Linked DNA regions of Homo sapiens: all the other regions are linked to region 1. A link is a loop called in an ENCODE intact Hi-C map of the cell type or tissue named here. Cell type or tissue: heart right ventricle. All regions are shown on one strand. Each heading gives the region's core, and the rest is flanking DNA. Links, peaks and the distances in the headings are about the cores only.

Region 1 (5,615 bases), core at 1,063-5,062:
ATCTTACCAGTTCCCTCATTAATTAATCAATTGAATTGAAGTCACTGACATGCTCATTTTATATTTGTTTTTATTTTTTATTTTTAAAATATTTAAAAAAAATTTTTTTGAAACAGGGTCTCACTCTGTCACCCAGGTTGGAGTGCAGTGGCATGATCACAGCTCACTGCAGCCTCGACTTCACAGGCTCAATCAATCCTCCCACCTCAGCCTCCCAAGTAGCTGGGACTACAGGTACACGCCACCATGCCTGGATAATTTTTGTATTTTTTGTGGAGACAGGGTTTTGTCAGGTTTCCTAGGCTGGTCTTGAACTCCTGGGCTCAAGCAATCCTCCTGCCCCTGCCTCCCAAAGTGCTGGGATTCAGGTGTGAGCCACTGTGCCCGGCCTTATTTTATATTTGCATAAGAATTATAATTTTACCTTTTAAAAAATATCCTTTAACAGTTTTAAATATGGGTCTTGTGCTTAAGTTGAAGGAACAGAGAGGGAAAGGGAAGGAGGAGACGAGTGGAACTTGGCAGGTGGAAGGAGAAGTGGGAAAGGAGAAAATAAAAGAAAACCGAAAAGAAGGATTGAGAGGCAGAGATAGGCTGCGGGAAGAGTGGAGGGGAGGGAAAGAGCAAAATAACAAAAGTGGGAGGCAGAGAAAAGAATCTTATATATAGGGCGGACACAGTGGTGCAAGCCTGTAATCCCAGCACTTTGGGAGGCTGAGGTGGGTGGATCACTTGAGGCCAGGAGTTCGAGACCAGCCTGGCCAACATGGTGAAACCCTGTCTCCAAGTAAAAATACAATTAGCCAGGCATGTTGTCCTGAGCCTGTAGTCCCAGCTACTCTGAAGGCTGAGGCATGATAATTGCTTGAACTGGAGAGGCAGAGGCTGCAGCGAGCCAAGATCACACCACTGCACTCCAGCCTGGGTGACAGAGCAAGACTCTGTTAAAAAAAAAAAAAGAAAAAGAAAAAGAAAAAGAAAGAATCCTATATACAAATACAAATACTCTCTCTCTGCTTGAAGGAAAGTCTTTATTTTGAGTCAGCTATGAGAGGCCCTCTCCATCCCTCAGTCCGAAAGGGAAATTATTTTCTGCCTCTGTCGTTTCCCAGGTCACCAGTTATATTAAGCCAAGGTCCCTTGGTGGCTGCTGTCTGTAATTTTTCCACTCCCCATCCTTTTGAGTCAGATTGCAAAATAAGGACATTTTGAAACAGATTCTTTGTGATCAAGGCTGTGGACATGTGACTGGGGACTCTTTCAGGCCCTATGGAGCTGGGTAGGGTCCTTATTGAGGGCCCTGTTTAAATCAGCAACAGGAAGGCAAGCAGAACCACCAGGCTGCTGCCACAGGTGCTCTGACCCCAGCCTGCCCACTTGGGGAGGCCACGCAACATTCCCAGGCCTTCCCTAGGCAGGAGGACAGGGTTGCTCCTGCGGTGCCTTTGCCGGGGTTAGAAGTAGGTTCTTTGCCCTGCAATGTCCCCGCTGGCCTGGCATAGATCTGAAATTTAGAGAGCCAGTTGTCATAGTTCTAACATGCCCCTTCATCATGTGACTGCAGCTTCTCTTTCCAAATTATCTCCTGCCATACCTGCCCCACATCCAGTGCTCCAGCCAGGCAAGTCGACTTACCACCCTCTGAACATGTCAAATACGTTCACATCTCTATGAGCCTTTGCTCTGACTGTTCTCTCTGCTTGGAATGCCTTTTCCCTTTCTTCCCTACCCGATGACATCATACTCATTCTTTCCTCTTACTTCCAGGCAGAGTGAATTATTTTCTCCCTTGAGCCTTCATGTGTACTTTATATACATCTGTATTTAGACATAGCACTCATCGCTCTGGTTTGTAATTACTTGCCTGTCCGCCAGTCTGTTCTTCAAGGGCAAGAGCCCAGGCTTATTATTCATGGCCTGTCCTGGTACTTGGCTTAGTGCCTGGCACAATCATTCAGTCATTTCACAAATTTATTGAGCACTGACTATGTGCCAGGCTGTATTCTAGGTGCTGGGCCGTAAACAAAACTGATAAAGCTCTCCATTCTTGTGGAGCTTACATTCCCGCTGGGGAGGCAGACGACATACAAATAAACGAAAATAACCAATACGTTAGAGAGTGACAGGTGCTTGTGGAAAATCAAGGGAGCTAAGCACCCAAAGAATGATGGCGAGTATTGTTTTAGACAGGATGGTCAGAGAAAGCCTCTCTGATAAGGTGGCATTTACTTTTTTCTTTTTTCAAGATGGGGGTCTCCCTATGTTGCCCAAGCTGGTCTTGAACTCCCGGGCTCTAGCACTCCTCCCGCCTTGGCCTCCTGAAGTGTTGGGATTACAGGCGTGAGTCAGGCTGCTCGGCCATGGTGGCATTTAAATAAAGGCCCGAGGAAGGTGAGGGAGCAGGCGGGTCATGGGGGTGTCGGGAAGTGACCTTCTAGGCAGAGGGAACAGTGAGTGTAAAAGCCCCGAGGTGGGAGTGTGTCTGGTGTGCTTAAAGAACAGCATGGGGCCGATATGGCCATAGGGAAGTGAGTGGCAAGAACAGCGATAGGAGCTTAGCTCCAAGTGCTTAGGGCCATGCAGGCTAAGGCTCAGCTTTTACTCCAAGTGGCGTGGGGAACCATTGCAGGGATCTGAGCAGAGAAGACCATCTAACTTAAGTTTTAGAGCATTCACAATCTTATGGGACCTCCTGGATACTCTCTGGAAACAGATGGTGGGTGTTCACAAGGTCATCAAGGTCATCAGTAATGTGAGGCCAAGGCAACCAGCCCTTGGGGAGTGTGTCCTTGACCTTGACGGCAGGAAATGGGCGAGTCTGCTCCCTTAACTCTATGTTCCCCTTCTCCTTTTCCCTTAGAGAAGTGTCCCAGCTGATGGGGGCTTTCTGACCCGGGCACTGAACGAGCCTGGACTCTGGTGATACCAGGCAAATCTCGTGGGAAATAAACAGAGAACCCTGGCTTGTAACAGGAGTTTACCCCCAAAAGTCAAGGCAGACTTCCTGGAAGAGGAAGGCTCAGCTATCCGGTGATTAATAAAAGGCAAATCACCGCAAGAGAAACCAGCCTTTCGCGACCCTGGCAGTTGGACAGCATGGCTGTTGGTGCTGGGTCACCTTCAGAACGGCCTTGGCAAATGAGTGCTAATGAAAGCCTGGCTCAGGGACAGAATGAATGATTTAGACTACTCACCCCCTCCAGGCTCTCTCCTAGGCACATTTGGTAAATCCTTACCGTAATAACCAATAAGAGTTGAAGACATCGCCTCTCCACCCCTCCAAAGAAGGGAATGTCTAACGGTGGAATTGCAGGCACTGGGTAATGCTGGCTCCTAAGTGCCCTTGGGGAGGAGACTTCCGAGAATGCTTCTATTCCCATTACAAAAAAGGCTCCCATTCCCACCTGCCTTCTCCCAGAGAGGCTTGCGGTGACCACGACAGGTGCAACAGGGCTCGAGCTGGCGCGGGCGCAAGGGGTTCCTGGTCGGCCCAGGGCCGGGGTCCCAGTGCGCAGGTGGGCGGCGCCGCGTGCAATGGAGGCTGGCGGCCGACAGAGGGCGCAACGGAGCCGCTGGGCTCCCCCTGCTCTTTCCCGACTACCTCGCTGCCCAACTGCCCTGTCAGCCGTGTTCGCGGTGCCGCGGGGCGTGTGTGGGCGCCGTCAGGGAGGCCTTCCTAGGCCACTCCTCAACCATCATCTGCTGCCGTCCCTGGCCGCGGCCTAGCCCCATTTCCGGTCAACTTAGTCCCCCGCCCCCAGGCCGTCCAGATCTCGCCACACCCTCTGCAGGCCACCCCCACCCTTCCTTCCCTTCCAGGTGTGGTCAGTCGGGGAGGGTGGTGGCCGGGGGTGAGGGGCATGGTCTGGAGGACGTGGGCCCGGAACCCGGGAGTGAAGATTAGCGGTTTTGTACAGGGAAGCTGCAAATGAGAAGCCATAGCTGATTTCACCCCCAGCCATTGCCTTAGGCCTCGGTAGCCTCAAGCCTTAGGCCTGGGCGCTGGGATGGGGGCCTAGAGTAGAGTCCAGGGCCCCTGGGGAATGTGGGAAGGCATCTGCCCTGTTTACTTCTGCAGGCTCTGGCTGGTGATAGAGCCAATCATTATTTGTATGAATGAAAGAAAGAAATGGAGAGTAGTCCAGGCACGGTAGCCCATGGTGGCATTGCTTGAGGCTGCGAGTTGGAGACCAGCCTGGGCAACATAGCCAGTCCCCGTTGCTTAAAAAAAAAAAAAGAAAAGAAAGAAAAGAAAAAGAAATGGAAAGTGATCTAGGGATCTGTTTGTCTGTTTGCCTAAGACCCAGCTCTGGCCAGCCCTGATGGGTCCCAGGGGACCAGCAGGCTTTGCCATGCTCCTGTTGCTATGATACTTACCTGGAGCCCTCTCCCTCCATCTTCCCACACCTCACACGTTCCCTTTCACTTCTGCCACTGTTCCAATGCCCTTGCTAGTACTTGATCCAAATCTCTTATCCTAGCTTTCAATGTTCTGCATGGTCTTGCCCCACCCTATGAAGGGTAGCCGAATACACGGCCCTAAAATATGCCACTTGGGCACAAGGATTATTTTGAGCTGAAGGCAGTTGAGAAGAAGCAGAAACATGAAAAACTCTCTGCCCTCCCCCTATTTGCCTAAAAGCCGGATATAAATTTACAAGGGTGTCCCTCCTTCCCTCTCAATCAGGAAGGACAAAGGTTGATCACAGAAGACGGCCTTAGACCTCTATCAGCCTGGAGACAGCACCAGAGGAATCTGCATAAAAAGCTTTGCTAACTAGCCTTTATCTACCATTATTTTGTTCAGTTATTTGTCTTTCCACAATTGCCACCCCTAGGGACTCAAGGTCCATTGCTTTTGTCTTGTCACTTCTCTAAAATTGCATTGTTTTTTGTTGAAGATGCTATATAAGAGTTCTAAGTCATCTCTTCAAGGTTTTCTCATTTTCCCTGAGTGTCTCCCATGTTTACATATTAGTAAACTTCTGTGTTTTTTTCTTTTTCTTTTTTTTTTGAGAATGAGTCGCACTCTTGTTGCCCAGGCTAGAGTGCAGTGGCACGATCTCTGCTCACTGCAACCTCCGCCTCCCAGGTTCAAGCAATTCTCGTGCCTCAGCCTCCTGAATAGCTGGGACTACAGGCACCCGCCACCACACCTGGCTAATTTTTGTATTTTTAGTAGAGATGGGGTTTCACCATGTTGGCCAGGCTGATCTCAAACTCCTGACCTCAGGTGATCCACCCACCTTGGCCTCCCAAAGTGCTGGGATTACAGGCGTGAGCCACCGCACCCAGCCCTGTTTGTTTCTCCTTGTTAATCTGTCTTCTGTTACAGGGGTCCCAGCTAAGGACTCAGAAGGGTACAGGGAAAATTATATTTCCTCCCTGACACTATCTTACAATACGTGCTGGACTCTTCCATTGCTCCACTAAATCGACTCAAAGTAACATAATTTCAACCGGCCTTCCTCTGGCGAGCTGCCCATCCCCTTTTTCCCTATCAAGAACACCTCCCTTGACTTGCCTCCAAATCTTTCTCTTCCTTCAAGGCCAGGCTTCAGGAAGAGAATCCCATTCAGTCCCTTCAGGAAGCATTTCCTGACTTTTTCAGCCCA
Region 2 (5,615 bases), core at 848-4,847, 50 kb before region 1:
CACTATTAATACACACATGTTATAAATGAGAGCATCAAAGTATGGAGAGCAGAAGCAACTTGTCCAAGGTCATACGCAACTAGAAAGGAGTGTAACTGATATTTAAACCCTAACAGTCTGGTTCCAGAATCTGTGCTTTTAAAGTCAAGATGAAAAGCATGTCTGGGCCTTGACCCTTGGAACCCACCCCTACCACACAGGCTTTAGCTAGCAGAGGGGCAGCAAAGGAAGACAGCAAGAGGTGGCCTCTGGTCGTAGCTCTTTGTGGTTTGCCAAGGCTTTCTGGTTCACTGACTCAAAAGGGTTTGGGGCTTTACAGACTGGTAAGATCTCCCAAACTGGGTAGTTGTACTTTAATTTTGTTAAGTAAAAACATTTTTAAAAATCTGCTAACATCACTATCATTTCATAAAGTAAATGTAATTTCAATGCAAATAAACCCCAAGAAAGACACAATCTCAGAGTACAGTCCAGGCCTTTAGGTTGAATAAATCTACCTTTGTAAACACCTCCTTTCGTTGTCCTGATTTTCCTCATCTCACCGTGGGCTGGTGAAAACGTCCTCATGTGTAGCACCTGTTTAAGGACTGCCATCCAGGAACCACTGTGGTACTTCATACGATCCCCATAAACCCTCTGCAAGGTAGACAGGGAAAGTCTTGTTTACCCCACTCTACTAACGAAGAAATCGAGGCTCAGAGAAGTCTTGTTTAAGGACACACAGCCTGAAAAATGGCAGGGCCAGGTTACAAACCCATGTTTTCAGACTGCAGGGGTCCAGTGCTCTTTCCTTCTATACCTCAAAGCGTTCACAAAATGCACTCACTGACCACTGGCTTGGTTGCTGTGTGAGGACCTAAATGTTCAGAAAGAGAAGAAGCATTTCCAAGTGCCATTTCCATTGAATGGAGTAGTGCAGCTGGCTGAAAGGTAGCCCCTGGATTCAGGGCGAGATGGGAAGCCCCTCAGGGGCAAGGTCGGAGTACATTTCCTCTTTCATTCCCGGGCTCAGCCCACACAGGGATGAGCATACGGGGCTGGCAACAAGTCCTTGCAGCTTAGAAGTGTGAGTGTGGTTTCTATTTATTTATTTTTAATTAAGAAATTTTTTTTTAGAGACAGGGTCTTGCCATGTAGTCCAGGCTGGTCTCAAACTCCTGGGCTCAAGCTCTCCTCTCACTTCGTCCTCCCAAAGTGCTGGGATTACAGGCGAGAGCCACTGGGCCTGACTGGAGTATGCTTTTTTTGGTTTGTTTTTGAGACGAAGTCTTGCGCTGTCCCCCAGGCTGAAGTTCAGTGGTGTGATCTCAGCTCACTGCAACCTCCACCTCCCGGATTCAAGCGATTCTCCTGCCTCAGCCTCCTGAGCAGCTGGGATTACAGGCATGTGCCACCATGCTCAGCTATTTTTCATTATTTTTAGTAGAGACGAGGTTTCACCATACTGGCCAGGCTGGTCTCGAACTCCTGACCTCAGGTGATCCGCCCACCTCAGCCTCCCAAAATGCTGGGATTACAGGTGTGAGCCACTGAACCTGCCCTGGAGTATGGTTTTAAATGCTAGTTTTTATCTAACAGAATTTTACTGTGGTAAGAAGGGAGGAAGAAAAAAAATCCCAGACTTAATTTGAGAGGATGTTACTGGGAGTTGGGAGAAAAGGATGAAATCCAGAGAAGACTTGATGGAGGCACCCTGGGCAGTGAGGGGAGGAGGGAGGCAGCAAAAGGGGCCTTATCCCTGAAGGAGGACAGCTGGCAGGGAGGCAGGAGCATTGTCTGTGGTGTCCCACTGTCTTAGGATCAAGACCACACCCCTGATATTGCCCCCCAGTGCCTAAGGCCTTGCCCTGCCTACTGCCCTAGTGTCACCTGCACTACTCTTGTTCTGGGTTTCTGAGCTCCAGACACATTTCCTTAAAGATATCCCCATGGGACCCCACCTCGGGGCCTTTTTGTTTTTTTGTTTGTTTGTTGTTTTTTTTTTTTGGCAGGGTCTTGCTCTGTTGTCTAGGCTGGAGTGTAGTGGCACAATCACAGTTCACTGCAGCCTCTACGTCCTGGGCTCAGGCAATCCTCCATCTCAGCCTCCTGAGTGGCTGAGACTACAGGTGCACACTGCTATACCCAGCTATTTTTTTTTTTTTTTTGTAGAGACAGGGTTTTGCCATGTTGCCCAGGCTGGTCTCGAACTCCTGGGCTCAAGCCATCCTCCTGCCTCGGCTTCCCAAAGTGCTGGGATTACAGGTGTGAGCCACTGTGCCGGGCCCACCTCAGAGCCTTTGAGCATGGCATTCCCGCTCCTGGGTTTCCACCAGTACTTACTAATGCCTATTCATCTTTTGGTGACTTCCCTGACTCCTATCTACCAGCTGGAGGCGTAGACAGCCCAGAGCCACATCAGCCCACTTCCAGAAGCAGTGAGCATTTCAATGTCCACAGTGTGCACAGGCCCCAGGGGCAGTGGCTTCACCAGGAGGTGCTCATGAAGCCCACAGTAGCACCAAGGAGCACTCCTTATCTTGTCCTGGATGGAGTCAGCACCCTGAGCCTTCCCTTCAGATCCTTGTTATAGTCTGCAATTACGTATCTGGGTGATTGTTTCATTAATGTCCTTCTCCCAACTAAATAGTCAGCTTCCTTTTTGTTGGCCATGGTATCTGCAGCCTAGCACGGACCCAGAGGCCTGGACGGTGCCCGCTAAGTGTTTGTGGAATGGCTTCCTTCCTTGTTTTGCCAAGGGGTGCCAGAATGTGCCACTGGCATTTGCTTTTCATTTACACTATTCTTGTGGCTAGGGTGGAGTGGGTTGGAGGTCATGGCCATCTCTAGAGAGCTGTTCCAAGACTACTTGAGCTTGTGTTTTCTTCCCAGCCCAAGATTCAGAATCCACTGGCCTTGAGTTCGCCCTGTCCTGGGGACAGTGGGACCTGTCACCTGCTGGCCAAGGTAGGGCTCCAACTTTGTGAAAAGTACATGCGGCAGGTCTGACCCTTAAACAACTCTTCTGACGTGTGGAATGCAGGGCTGGGTGGGAGCAGCCGGCACACCTGTCATTCACTGTTTAGCCACTGAAGGGCAGTGTTGCTCCACAGGAAGGGGCCAGGCAGATGTGCGCCATCACTGTGGCTCCCAGGTCGGAATGAGGATATTTTAGCTAGTCCCTACCAAGCACCACTGGTGTGCTAGTCACTTTGAATATAGTACTCGTGCAATCATGCAAGAGAAAGTTGATGACCCGTAGTGTAGTGTGGTGTAGTGTGGTGTAGTGTAGTGTAGTGTAGTGTAGTGTAGTGTAGTGTAGTGTGTAGTGTAGTGTAGTGTAGTGTGTAGTGTAGTGTAGTGTAGTTTTTGAGACAGGGTCTCACTGTTGTCCAGGCTGGAATATAGTGATCAGGGCTCACTGCAGCCTTGACCTCCGGGGCTCAAGTAATCCTCCCGCCTTAGCCTCCCAAATAACTGGGACTACAGGTGCACACCACTACACTTGGCTAATTTTTGTATTTTTTTTGTAAAGATTGGCGGGGGGGGGGGGGTCTCACTGTGTTGCCTAGGCTGGTCTCGAACTCCAGGGCTCAAGTGATTCTCCTGCCTCAGCCTCCCAAAGTACTGGGATTACAGGTGTGAGCCAGCACACCCAGCTGACCCTTATTTTAAAGATGAAGTAAAGAAAATCGGAGAGATTAAATGATGTTTTCAATGTTTCATGACTAGTAAATGGCTAAGCCAGAAATCAACCTCAGGTCTGCCTAAATCCCAAACCCCGTCAGTGCCTTCACCTGCTCTCCCTTTGTCACGATGGCCAATCTTTTCTAGCATGTCTTCCTAGCAGCCACCTGCCAGGGTAGTGCTGAGTGCACAACCTTGTCTCACTCAGCTGGCTCAATTTAGCCAACTTTTGATTACCGAAATTAATACAGGGGTCACTGACTTGGGTCTAAAATTTTAAAATGGGTTATTAAAATGCTTGCTTTGGCCAGGCGCAGTGGCTCATGCCTATAATCCCAGCACTTTGAGAGGCTGAGGCAAGAGGATCATTTGAGGTCAGGAGCTCGAAACCAGCCAGCCAACATGGTGAAACCTAATCTATACTAAAAATACAAAAATTAGACAGGTGTGGTGACACTCACCTCTAGTCCCAGCTGCTCGGGAGGTTGAGGCAGGAGAATCACTTGAACCCAGGAGGCAGAGGTTGCAGTGAGCCGAGATTATGCCACTGCACTCCAGCCTGGGTGACAGATTGAGACACTGTCTTGAAAAACAAAATAAAATAAAATGCTTGTTTTGATTCTAGAGACTGTTATTCGGTATGCATGGGATAGGGGGAGGAGGGAAAACAGATTTGTCCTTCCATAGTCCTCTCTCTGATCTCATTCTGCAATCTTTCCTCCCCCTTCCCCACCCAGCCCTCACACAGCTGCCAGGCAGCTTTCCAACAGATTTGATCAGATGGCTCTCTCACTACTGTACTGGGCCCCCTGTAGCTTCTGGAAGAAAGTCCCACTCCTTAGCAAGCAGCCCAGGTGCTTCCTAAGCTGCCAGCTACCTTGCCGCCAGACTTCTTCCCCACTGGCTTACGAGGGTGCACTGTCAGCCCCAGCCCCCTGAGCCACAGCATTCAGTATCTAAAGCTGTAATCTCTCCACTGCAGAGTGAGAATGAAGATACTGGCCACCCAGGTGGTTGTAAGGCTAAAACCACCACCTTTAAAGATCGCTTGGCACAGTGCTGGCCACAGTGGGGCTCATCACCACGTTTCTCACCTTCCCTTCCTCAGCCCTTGGAAATGTGCAAGTATAGTACAACCTACAAAGGCAAATCCATGTGGTATAGTGCTCTGCACAGTGCAATCCCTGTGTAAACATTTCTAGACACAGAAATGTCAGCTGGGGCATTATTTTGCTCAGGCTGACACTGAGGAAGACATTTCCTGGATTTTTTTCCTGTGCCCATGGTGAGGTCCAAAGTGACCCAAATACCACCTAAATCCCTGGATGCTAAACTCCTTGAGGGCAGAGACAGAGTTATGAACCTCTGGGTCTCCCCATAGGTCCAACCCAGCACTAGGTCTTCAGTGGCGTCTCTAAGAATGTCAGTTGGTCAATTTGTTATTCAATGGGCACATGACAAGTTGCAGGAGTGCACAGGTGCTTTCAGGGTATCATCATCTCAAACAGAAACAGCATTGTTTCAAAGAGCCTGTAGGAGTCCAGAAGAAATACAGGACTTTCTTCTTCCTTTTGCAAAAGCTGGCAGTTTAAAGCCACAGGGCATTAGATCAAGAATGCCATGAGGCTGACCAGTGAGGGGCTTGACTTTGAGGGCTCTGGGCTGGTTGGGCTGGCCATGCTTACACTTGGAAAGCAGTAGGACCCATTCCCTGGTTTTGAGCATTCAAAGTAGCCTTGGCTTACTCTCTGCTCTGAGTTCTCACTTCAGTCTTCCTATTCTGAGGTTCAAAGAACTGCAAATAGTCCTCAGACAAAGCCTGTGGGGTGTCTCCCCAGATTCCAGGAACTCTCCAAATCAGATAGACCAGGATTATGAAACTCAGCCTCTTCTATGAAGGGTCCCACTGGATCCCATAATAAGTGGGAATTCTACCCTCAGCCCAGACT
Region 3 (5,615 bases), core at 1,033-5,032, 180 kb after region 1:
TTTTGCCCTGTCCCACTCCTGAGGCAAGGAACCCTAGCTATTTGAAAATGGAGGGGGGAAAAAAGCGAATTACTAGGGGAAAAAAAAGATGAACATCATGTTAGCATTATCCAGTGTGGTGTTTGGGCTATTCCCATTTTCCCTGCCACATTCTAGGCTGAAGACTCATCATTTGTCTCCTGGTTTCCTGCAACAACCAATAACCACTCTCCTTTCTTCTTTCTCCCTCTCTGGATAGGCATATATGTTTTAAGCTGTTTCATATCTTGCCAGATTGCACTCTGGAAAGGCTGAGCGAATTTATGCTTCTGCCAGCATCATAAGGAGTGCTTGTGCTTGTTGTTAAAGCTTTGGCTTCCTTCTTTCCCTCTCTCCTTCCTTCCCCTCCCTCCCTCCCTCCCTCCCTTCCCTTCCTTCTTTCCTTCCTTTTCTCCCTCCCTTTCTTCCTTCCTCTCTCTGTTCTTTCTTAACCTGTTTTAATTTTTAGAACCCCCTTCCCCTCACCCCGTGGGAAAAAAAGGAAGTTTGTTTTTTAAATTAGAATGTATTTGGTTATAAATGAGGTTAAAGCCCTCCTTCCTCAAAGTTTGCTCATTGAACGTTTGTATATCCTCTTCATGAATGGCCTGTTGCTAATTTTCCTACTGGAGTGATTGTCTTTTTAAAATTGTGTTCACCTATTTATGTTTATCTCATAGCATTGTGCTTATATCAGTGAATTGCTATGAATACTTTTTTGGACTGAGATAACATATATGACATTTATATGAAAGAATAAGCATTTTTATAAAGCTAACAGCTTGGAGCAGCAAGTCACCTTTAACAGTCAGAGGGAGAAGTACGGCATGAGGCATGCATGCTGCTGTGAGGGAACGGGGGACCTGAGTGTGGGCTGGGAGCCTGGGGGCATCAGGGACCCTGGCAGGGAGAAGGGAGGCAGGTACTGCTCACCTAACGTTCCTTCACTCCTCACCATCGTGCACAAGGAAGGTGAGGCAGGAGTTACTCCCGTTTCACAATGACTTGTCCCAGCTCACACCTTAAAGAGATCTCTCGAGACCAAATATGGGATTTTTCTACTATATCACAGTGATTCATATGTTTATTTGTAGAAGGCAAATAAAGCCTTAAAATATATCAAATGTACAATAATAATGAAGCAATTTTTTAAATGTTCAATAGCATGAAGGCCCTGGTCCAGGTCATTATAATGTGAAAATGCCTCCAACAAGCTCTGTCACTTCTTGTTTTCAATCCAGAGTCCCTCGATTCTTGCCCAGCTGTTCAGTAAGTATTCGGAAAGACAGATCGCCCCCCACCCCTAGGGGTATGGTTATGGTGGTAGGTTTTCTGTTTCTATGTGTGTAGGAGGTGCGGGGTGGTGGTGAGATGGGGGAATGATCATGTGTGTACAGTTCTGGTAGATACAGTTGCCTGTCAAGGCAATCAGGAGTGAAATCCTCAAATACCTGGATGTTCTCAACCAACTTCAGGTTCAGAGTGACTCCAGGCCCAAAATCTGTGGCTGAATTATGGGGCCAGTTGGAAGCAGCACATTAATCAGCCATCAATGTTACCAACTAGATGCTTTGTTGGGGGTACCTGCAGTGGCTGCCTCCTGCCAGCCAGAATGGCTGTTCTCTGTGTGTGTGGCTTCTGGGAGCCCAAGGAAGCAAAATTTGAAGCAGAAACATTTTTATTGACCCAAATGGGACCATTAAGGCATTAGCGATCACCCCACCCCCAAAAACTCAGGACAGACAGGGAAGAGGCTCAAGTCCATGGAGAGATACAAAGAAAGTGGATCCTGGGAGCATACAGGACTCCTCCAAACCTAGAGAAGACCAGGAAAGATTATAAAAGCATAATGTGAAGTTTACCAACAGTGGATTTTTTTTTTTTAATGTCAAAAGACAGTTTTAATTCCCATAGCTTTGTTGCTTTCAGTCTGCAATACGGTCTGAAAGTCCCCAAGACTTGCTGGTATGTAGACTCATTTGAGATGGCTGGGGAAACAGAAATACAAATTCTGCCTGTAAGAAAATGGGCCCACCCAGGGGAGTCAAGGGGCTAGAAGGAGAAGTTGGAGCGGTGGGTAGGAGAGGACTAGTACTGCCACTGCCTGGGCTGCAAATCACCTCCCGTAGCCCTCCTTAGCCTATATCCCAGGCCATGGCCTGCAGAATCTCTGCCCCAGAGCTGCTGGGCAGCAGAGTAAGGTAGCACAGCCTTTATCTAGAGTGATAATGGGGAGGCCCTGCCAGTGAAATTGCAGACAGACTGACAGCAGGAGGCTGGGGGATCCACACACCTTAGTGGCATCACCATGATCCAGAAACATGTTTGTCGGAGCCCACGGGGTCAGGCATTCTCAGGAACGCTGAGTCATGCTAACCAAACTCCCAGGCAACAGAAGATGTAGTGTTAACTTCTAAGCATTCACCATACGGGCGTGGTGACTGGAGCACTGATTGGTGGAGTCTCTCCCTTATAGAAAATTTTCATGGAAGCTGAAGACAACCAGAAGGTTGTTGGTGGCAGTGAAATCAGGGGAGGGGAACTGAGCTTGATGTTCTCAAGGTGGCTGAACCCCAACCAGCAGCCTCCCGAGGGGTGGCCTTGTGAGATGCAGGCCCCCTGAACCTTCTTTTCTCTGCCCTGGCCTCCCAGGACTCCACATGCACTTTGAACCCTCATTAATAGCAATAATAAAGGCTTCAGCTTCCTTTGACGTTTGGCTAGGACTTGATTAGATTTCCAGGCTGCTCCTCTGCTTTTGGCAAGGGAAACATCCTGTCATTTAAAGCGGTTTCTGCAGGCAGCTGATCTCATGTGCTCTGGACTGACTGCTCTGCTCCACTCTTGCTGTTTCCTGAAGAGATAAGAAACTGCAGGGCAGGGTGGAAATGACAAGTAGGTGATAATAGTAAAAAATAATAGTGGTGGTAGCTAACTGCTGGCCTGTCCAAGCCTCTTTGTCTTAGAGAGACACCAGTGAGCCTCATAGCCCCCTAGAGGCAGGTACTCTGCCCCGTTTGATGGGTAAGGTATGGGAAGCCCATGCCCAGGCTCCCACTGAGCTGTTGGTTGTGGGACTAGGACTGGAACTCAGGCTTGTTGGACTCTAAAACCCTTGATCTTAACCATTACACTGGTGTCTCAAATGCCTTCGGACTTCAAGAATATGTGCATGTGCCACCAGCATGGGAAGACACCGACCTAAGAAATTGAAGTCTTAGTCTATGAAAATGGCATTTATTTGTATTTTATCACTGCAGAAGAGAAGCTTTGTTTAAATAATTGGTAAAATAGGGCCAGGTGTGGTGGTGCACCCCTGTAATCCCAGCTACTCAGGTGGCTGAGGCATGAGAATCGCTTAAGCCCAGGAGGTGGAGGTTGCAGTGAGCTGAGGTCCTGCCACTGCACTCCATGCTGGATGACAGAGTGAGACCGTATCTCAAAAAAAAACCAAAAACAAACAAACAAACAAAAACAAAAAACCCCGGCTGGGTGCTGTGGCTCACACCTGTAATCCCAACACTTCAGGAGGCGGAGGTGGGCGGATCACGAGATCAGGAGATCAAGACCAACCTGGGCAACATGGTGAAACCCCATCTCTACTAAAAATACAAAAAAATTTAGCTGGGTGTGGTGGTGGCGGGCACCTGTAATCCCAGCTACTTGGGAGGCTGAGGCAGGAGAATCGCTTGAACCCGGGAGGCAGAGATTGCAGTGAGCCGAGATAGCGCGCACTACACTCCAGCCTAGCAACAGGGCGAGACTCTGTCTCAAAAAAATATATAAATAAATAATAATATTTGTTCAAGCATTTTATAAAAACAAAAACATGACTTTTAAAAATTAGAACTCGTGGATCCCTTGAGAACACTTCTGACCCTGGGGTCCATGGACCCTGGTTGAGAAACACCTTACTTTAATAACTCTGGGTCAATAACTAAAACCCAACCCGAGTTTGAGAGGCGATTTGGGCTTTTGAGTTAGACCAATCAGGTTCAGAATTAATTCTCTTCACTCACTTCTTGCTAGGCTGAGGTCACCGGGGGAAAGATGATGGCATTCCTCGGGATAGGAGTTGCCTGGGCCAAGTGCCCTTTGGGAGAAGGTGTGCCTTGAGATGCAGGTGGCATGTGACCCCGCCTCTCCCAGCAGGTTCTAGGTGGCCCCTGGCTTGGCCTGGCCTGTTAGCCCCCCTCCAGCCTCATGATGAGCCCCTAACAGGAGCAGCCTCTGCTCCAAGGACATGCTCCAATTCGAGGGTCTGCCAGGCTTCAGCCCAGGCTGGTGTGGCCCTGGTCTTCATCCTTGGGGAATTTGTCCACCACATCCAAGCCAGTGGCTAGGCACAGGAGCCTCAGGGTTTTGGTTTCACTGTCTCATCAGTCCCTGTTTTCTGCTCTGTTTTCAGAAAACCCCAGGCCCAGGAGCATATACAACTTTAAGACAATTCCCTAAGCAGTCTCCGACCATAGCCAAAATGGGCCAAGAGCATAGCCTTTTCTTCAACAACAACAATTGGCTTTTAAAATAAAGTGATCTTGGCACCAAGCTCTACTTTGAGGTTTAGTACGTTCTCATGTTTAGAAAACTGTATTTTGTCTATTCCTTGGAGGGGTCTGGCCACAAAACATGATTGATTGCTTGAGGTGACTGTCCTGCTTGCTTATCTGGGATAGTCCCAGCATAATTACCAGTTCTCTCTCAAAAGTGTCCTGGTCTGAGCAATAAATTATGTGTTCACTATGCTTATTACCAAAGAGCAGATTCGGACAGACTGTGCCCCGGGCTGCTCTCAGACAGGCCCTGAGATGTCTGGTCTCTGCTCTGTGTGGCCTTGTTCTCTCTAGCTGGAACTCAACTGCATCAGGGTTATAAGGCCTCATGGCCCTCTTGAAGACTTCCGTGGGCGGTCAGCATTAATCAGAGGCCAAGCTGAGCGTCACAGCATCCCCAAAACTGGTTCTTTCTCTCTTTGAATCCCCTGAAAAGAACAATATTGATTCAACCTGATGAATATTTGTGTTTTCAAGTCAACAACATTTTGAGTATCTGCTATGTGCAAGGTGCTGAGCTGGGGTTGGAGAGTGGAGTCTTGAAACAAAGATGAATGAGGCACGTGACTGAGTTTGGGGAGGGTTGTGCCGGAAATGGAGTGTGGGATAGTGCCGGCTGGGGGAAGGCCATACAAGCTGTGCCAAGGATCTCCTGCCAGTTGCCCTGTGTTTGAAGCTAAGGGGCTGCCCTCACGTGGATGGCAGTTCCAACAGGAAGACGAGCTGTAGTTTCAGGAAGCTGCCAAATCATTGCACCAGGTGCACAGAGGAGCCATTGTGACAAGGAAGGCCGCAGGCATTCAGAGGAAGGAGAAGGCAGTGTGGCCTGAGCCTGGGAGGTAAGGGGTGGCCCGCACGGAGGAGGGTAGATTGGCCGGCACCCCAGGTATCAGGAGGCTGTGATCAGCAGAGGAAAGAGTCAGGGGTGGGGAAGCCTATCTGGGCAAAGGCCCAGGGCAGGAATAAACATTTGCTGGAGGGGAACAGAGGCAGTCTGGACCAATGACAGTGGAGGGTGCAAGTGAGGGTGTGGGAGGGGATGAG

What was found. Hi-C counts contacts between places; a loop is a spot of excess contacts. Peaks named below come from ENCODE experiments on the same cell type or tissue, not always from the same donor. Only the 100,000 strongest peaks of a DNase experiment are listed, where the experiment ranks them.
Region 2: a loop joins it to region 1, with 2.1 times the contacts of the local background. A loop is called at or near these places in 33 of 110 quality-filtered maps.
Region 3: a loop joins it to region 1, with 2.2 times the contacts of the local background. A loop is called at or near these places in 9 of 110 quality-filtered maps.

The regions. Positions count from the first base shown.
Region 1 is chr2:47,270,487-47,276,101 of GRCh38, reverse strand. The region is part of intron 3 of EPCAM-DT (EPCAM divergent transcript); the gene reads left to right. Among named protein-coding and RNA genes, the nearest start is that of BCYRN1, 62 kb to the left of the region's middle. RefSeq lists enhancers at 898-1,398, 1,399-1,899 and a silencer at 3,459-3,638. In heart right ventricle, for the core only: CTCF peaks have their summits at 3,333 and 3,541 (motif pointing right); a DNase peak (open chromatin) is centred at 3,731; H3K4me3 peaks cover 1,129 bases; H3K27ac peaks cover 3,950 bases.
Region 2 is chr2:47,320,752-47,326,366 of GRCh38, reverse strand. All of the region lies in intron 3 of EPCAM-DT (EPCAM divergent transcript), which reads left to right. Among named protein-coding and RNA genes, the nearest start is that of BCYRN1, 12 kb to the left of the region's middle. RefSeq lists enhancers at 2,762-2,921, 2,903-3,197 and a silencer at 2,903-3,197. In heart right ventricle, for the core only: CTCF peaks have their summits at 2,862 and 3,064; a DNase peak (open chromatin) is centred at 3,066.
Region 3 is chr2:47,085,942-47,091,556 of GRCh38, reverse strand. It overlaps STPG4 (sperm-tail PG-rich repeat containing 4), which reads left to right. Exons shown (of 7, transcript NM_001163561.2): 6 at 1,183-1,287; 7 at 4,427-4,566. The coding sequence ends at 4,549. Among named protein-coding and RNA genes, the nearest start is that of STPG4, 67 kb to the left of the region's middle. RefSeq lists an enhancer at 1,437-2,636. In heart right ventricle, for the core only: a CTCF peak has its summit at 3,004 (motif pointing left); a DNase peak (open chromatin) is centred at 2,803; H3K27ac peaks cover 2,762 bases.